2 separate regions of the Homo sapiens genome follow, and region 1 is linked to region 2. Evidence: chromatin contacts called from ENCODE Hi-C or POLR2A ChIA-PET data. All regions are on one chromosome and are shown on one strand. The core of a region is the stretch at or near the end of the contact, and the rest is flanking DNA. Distances in the headings are between cores, read along the strand shown. Region 1 overlaps CNBD2 (cyclic nucleotide binding domain containing 2). Region 2 holds the start of NORAD (non-coding RNA activated by DNA damage).

Region 1 (2,800 bases), core at 242-2,741, 33 kb after region 2:
AGACTTCCCTTAGCTACCCCATTTAAGAACCTCCCCACCCACCCTGCTTTTCATTCCATTCCTAACAGCAATTTGTAACTTTCTATGTATTTACTAGTTATCTGTTTGTTGTCTGTCCTGACTAGATCATAAGCCCCATAAGGGCAGGAATTACGTCAGTCTACTCAGCCACAATGGCACTTTGTTCCATGCTTGGAGCATGGTAGGTGCTCAAGGAATATCTGCTGAATGAGTGACCCAAATGGAGCCACACAACTTTAGAGGTGGCAGCTCACCCAGATGAATCTCCTCATTTTCCCATGACATAGATTCAGAAAGGGAAAGTGATTTGCCCGTGGCCACACAGCTAACTATTAGAAGCAGAATGAAAATAAGAAATGCTGCTTGCCACCTCTCTTCTGCGCTGCCCATGGCTCTGGCCTGCCCAGTCTTGACCACCTCAGAGGCCTCAGCCTGCCTGTTCCTTGGAGAAGTTGGACTTCCTATATCTCCTGGCTCAAAACCTGGGTCCCTCCACCCTAGGCCCCACCCTCTGCTGCTCCCAGGGCTGACCCAGCTCCACACTGCTACTCCCAAGGGTGAGGACGATGTGACCCACCTTCCAGGGGGCGGGTTCAGTCAAGCAGTTACCACTCTCATTCTCCTACAGCTGAAGCCAGGGCCTCAACACAGGGAGCTCAGAGTCCTACCACAGGCACCTCACGAAGGCATCCGCAGACATTTTCTTCAAAGGGGTCATGTTAACAAATATTTGTTGAAGGCTTTCTATGTGCTGGCCCTATGTGGGAAGCAGCAGCCAGGTCCTTGTGCTAAGTCCCCACCCAAAGCCTTCCAGGACTTCTAGGAAATCAAGGCCTTACTCCCTGTTCCAGCATTGCAGGGCCTGGACAAAACAGACCCTGTTGTTCCTGTTCCTGACACAGCCTCCCCTCCTGTCACTGCCTACCAAACTGAGCAAGGCCTTTTCCATCCTCGTGCCTCCATCCTGCCCAGGCCTCCCTGTCCCTTAGTGCCCTGTGTTCATCTCTGAGCACCTTACTCTGAAACATTAATAAATTGAAGTGAAGCAGACACCACCTTCACTAACTCTAACAAAGACGTATAAATGTAAGATGTTAATAACAGGGGAAACTGGGCGTGGGGCATATGGGGACTCTCTGTACTATCTTCTCAATTTTTCTGTAAATCTAAAAACTGTTCTAAAAAATAAGACCACTAAAACAATGAATCCAGTAGTGGGGGCAGGGGGAGTGTGGGTGACCACGCTTGGCTGTGAGCTGATCACTATGGAGGCTGGGAGGCAGGTGACAGAGCTGAGTGGCAGGAGGAGCGGTGTGTGGGCGCAGAGGTGGGGCAGGCAGAAGGGCTTTCCAGGAGGAGCAATAGGCTGGAAGGCTGGAAATTACGCCCCTTGAAGAATGACCGAAGGAATGGAGGCCACTCTGCGTGAATATGAAAATAATTAACGGAACACTGGCACTGTGCCTGGCTACATAAATGTTGAATGAAAAACAAAACAGCATTCTTTAAATACCTAAGGGCATCACATGCTAAGGAAGTGGATTTCTTCTGTTTTGGGGAACAGGGCAGGGAGAGGAGAGGAGCTAGTTTAAAGTTGTAGGAGGCAATGTTTTACTAAACAAAAGGAAGAAATTTCTAAGAGCTAAAAAATAATCAGCATTGACAGAGGGCTGTGCTAGGGACTGGACCTCCCAGACAGTACTGGACTGACCTTCCCAGCCCTGAGGACATACAGGCTGGTGTGAGTGGAGGGAAGGAGCATGCACAGTCCACCATAACACAGGGGGAGAATGGCATAAGGACAACCTTGGAGATAGTGACAGAGGAACAGAGGAGAGGGCTTGGTGAGGGAACAGTTTCCCAGATGCTGAATAACCACACATGAGGCTTCAGGAGACAGCCCTCTGCAGGCACAGGGAGGCCGAAGGCCCATTGCTCCTCCTGAAATCCCTTCTCCTGCCCTACCTCTGCACCCGCACACTGCTCCTCCTCCTCTCATTCAGCTCTGGCACCTGCCACCCAGCTTCCATAGTGATCAGCTCATAGCCAAGCGTGGTCATCCATACTGCCCTCGCTCCCACAACTGCATTTTTTTTTTTTTTTTTTTGAGACAGGCTCTCATTCTATTGTTCAGATTGAAGTACAGTAACACAATCATGGCTCACTGCAGCCTCGACTTCACAGGGTCAAGCAATCCTCCCACCCCACCCTCCCAAGTAGCTGGGATCATAGGCAAATGTCACCATGCCCAGCTAACTTTTTAATTTTTTGTAGAGACAGGATTTCGCTTTGTTGCCCAAGCTGGTCTTGAACTCCTGGGCTTCAGCAGGTATGAGCCACCATGCCCAGCCTTGGATTCCTTTTTTTTTTTTTTTTTGAGACAGAGTCTTACTCTGTCACACAGGCTGGAGTGCAGTGGTGCAATCCTGGCTCACTGCAACCTCCACCTCCTGGGTTCAAGCGATTCTCCTGCCTCAGCTTCCCGAGTACCTGGGGTTACAGGTGTGTGCCACCACACCTGGCTAATTCTGTATTTTTAGTAGAGACAGGGTTTCACCATGTTGGCCAGGCTGGTCTCAAACTCCCAACCTCAGGTGATCCACCTGCCTCAGCCTCCCAAAGTGCTGGGATTACAGGCATGAACCACTGTGCCCGGCCTGGTGGTCTTATTTTCTAAAACAGTTTTAGATTTACAGGAAAATTGAGAAGATAGTACAGAGAGTCCCCATATACCCCACATCCAGTTTCCCACATCTTACATTGGTATGTCTTTGTTACA
Region 2 (2,700 bases), core at 190-2,689:
TCATCACAGCATTAATTCTAAAAGCTGGAAGTGTCATTTCCAACCTTATCTTAATTGACACATCAGCAGCATTTGACACTGTTGATAAATTCCCCTTGAAACACTTTCCTCATTTACTTCCAGGACACCACACTCTCCTGGTTGTTCTCCTACCACCCTGGTCGCTTCTCAGTCTCCTTTGCTGGTTCCTTCTCATTCCCTGACCTGTAAACGTTACCCAGGGATCAGACCTCAGACCTTGTCCCTCTCTTGGTTCTCTCATGCAGCCTCAAGGTTTTAAAGACATCTATATGCTGACGACTCCCAAAGATTCATCTCCAGTTCAAACCTTTCCCTGAATGCCAGACTCATAAATCCATCTGTCTGCTTGACATTTCCACTTGAATGTCAAACAGACATCTCAAACTTAACATGCCTAAAACTCAGCTCCTGGTGTTCTCCCCAAAGCTTGCTCCTCCCATGGTTTCTTCCATCTCACTTAAGGCGGCTGCCTTTTCATTTGCTCAGGCCAAAAAGTGTGGAGTCATCTTTCAGTTCTCGCTCTCCCACTTCACATCTGGTCCGTCAGCAAATCTTATAGACTTGAGCTTATGTCAACCCCTGAATTCAACCACTTTTTGCCCCCTTTGCTGTCGTCGCCCTGGCATAAGTCCCTATCATAGCTCACCTGCTTGATTGCAACAGTCAGTTATCAGGTCTCCCTGCTTCTGCCCCTGCCTCCACTTCAGCTCTCCCGCACTGCAGTTCAACTCCCTCCCATGGTCCCATTTCTCTCCTCTCTTCCCCAGCCTCTTTGCTGTTCCTGGAACAGGCCTGGCCCACATGCTTCGGCTTTGTGGCCTGTGCATAAGCTGTTCCCCTACAGACATCTCCAAGCATGGCTCATCCCCTCGCCTCCTTCGGGTCTCTGCTCCAGAGTCACCTGGCCGTACTATAAAGCATTCCGCACCTGCACTTCATATTCCTCTTTCCTTTTTATGTTTCCAAAGCACTTTCGCTATCTACCCTTTTATGCATTTTAAGGATCTTGTTTATTGTTGTTTCCCTTACTAGAATGTAAATTTTAGGAGAGCAGAAATTTTCCTGTGTTTTTTTCTTTACTGCTGCACTCCCCCGTGCTTAGAGGCACATAGGTGCTCGGTAAACAGGTGGTAAATGAGTCAATAAATGAAATATTGGAGTCTTCTTATCCAGCACCGGAGGAGTAAGGAGATAGAGAAGCAACGTTTGCTCAGGGAATTCTGAGGCCAGTAGCAATTTCCGTTGCGAAGAGCAAGCGGGGTGGAGGGGGCCCTAACCCCACGTGACCACACCCCATTCCCCATTCCCCACCCCCACGCCGGAACATTGCAGACCCGGAACCACGGCTCGCGGGCCCCCAGCGCAAGGGCACTTCCGGTACCGCTCCTCTCTTGCCAGCGCAGAGAACTGCCAAGTCAGTTCCGGTCCGGCAGAGATCGCGGAGAGACGCAGAACGCAGCCCGCTCCTCCAGGGCCCTCCAGGCCCTCCGGCCCCGGGCCGGCGGGTGAACTGGGGGGCCCCGGGACAGGCCGAGCCCTCTGCCCTGCAGATAACGGAGGCCTCTGCTGTGGCTGCCCACTGGCTGTGCCCGCCCACTGGCTGTGCCCAGACCTTGAAGCCGCAGCGAACCTCTCTTTCCCACCCCACCTCGGTGACTAATGGCGGCCGTGGCGTCTCCCAGCCCGGACCCCGCCGGCACCCGGGTCTCCCGACCCAAGCCTCGACGAAACCCCCGCAGAGCCGCCGGGACGCAGCGCCTTTGGGCGGCGCTGGGCGTGGTGGGCCGGGAAGTATGGCGGCAGCTCGAACGCCGCGCGGCGGAGGCCATTAAGGCGTGGACGGCCCGGGAAGGCGGCCTAGGGACGCAAGCAGGCTCGGCCGCCTCTTTAGGCCACGGAGCCGCGCAGATCCGGTTCCCGGGTGACCACTCTGTCGCCATTGGGCGAGACCTACCTAGTCCTGACGACAACGGACAAAGGCCTTAAGGGGCCTGGAAGGTGAGCGAAGTCCCGAACGACGACGGGTGGAACGGTTAGCGGCCATCGGGCGGTTGGTCTTCATTCTACCAGACTTTGCTGTCGGAAGAGAGAAATGGTAGAATGACAGGCCACGTTTGGCCCGTTGGAAATGCCCACCACCCTCTGGGAAGATTTACTGGCCGTTTATGGAAGGCCTGTGTATATAATATGAAAAAGCTGCTCTCAACTCCACCCCAACCTTTTAATAGAAAACATTTGTCACATCTAGCCCTTCTAGATGGAAAGAGGTTGCCGACGTATGATAAAATAGAGTTAGAAAGTTACACATCTTGTAAATTCTCATTTGTTTAAAAGAAATCATAGAAAATACATGTCTTCTGGAGATGACTTTTGGAAATGGAGTTGTTAAGACGGCCTCTGGAAGCGATACGTCCACGTTTGTTAAGTGGGTTAGATGACATGGAGCTGGAAGACCTGAGAAGGAAGAGAAGAAGGTTCTATGCTAGACTGGTCATATTTAGAAGACATTTTCATATTCTATCCATTGTTTTGTGTGCATTTTATTCCTCACTACTGTGTATATAGTTGACAATGCTAAGCTTTTTTGAAATGTCTCTTCTTTTTAGATGTTCTGAAGTGCCTGATATGTTAAAATTAGAGGTAGCAAAATCACATTTTGTAAATACCTTTTTGTTACAA

Evidence for each region. Hi-C counts contacts between places; a loop is a spot of excess contacts on that map. ChIA-PET counts read pairs that join two places held with the same protein, here RNA polymerase II (POLR2A). Pooled maps may share reads with other maps.
Region 1: a map of endothelial cell of umbilical vein shows a loop between it and region 2 (3-fold over the local background). The contact joins the enhancer-like site here to the promoter of NORAD in region 2. A Hi-C loop is called at or near these places in 1 of 168 maps with a recorded cell type or tissue (endothelial cell of umbilical vein) and 1 of 50 pooled maps. POLR2A ChIA-PET finds 5 or more read pairs at or near these places in 9 of 52 experiments (BJ, GM10248, H1 and 5 more).

The regions. Positions count from the first base shown.
Region 1 is chr20:36,016,387-36,019,186 of GRCh38, reverse strand. All of the region lies in intron 10 of CNBD2 (cyclic nucleotide binding domain containing 2), which reads right to left. Among named protein-coding and RNA genes, the nearest start is that of NORAD, 33 kb to the left of the region's middle. Within about 2 kb of position 1,491, at least 7 of the 41 ENCODE cell types and tissues checked have a DNase peak (open chromatin) inside an H3K27ac peak, as active enhancers do; they include endothelial cell of umbilical vein, where a contact is called at or near this core.
Region 2 is chr20:36,049,699-36,052,398 of GRCh38, reverse strand. It overlaps NORAD (non-coding RNA activated by DNA damage), which reads left to right and starts at 1,439. Exons shown (of 1, transcript NR_027451.1): 1 at 1,439-2,700. RefSeq lists a silencer at 1,494-1,703 and enhancers at 1,191-1,762, 1,243-2,442.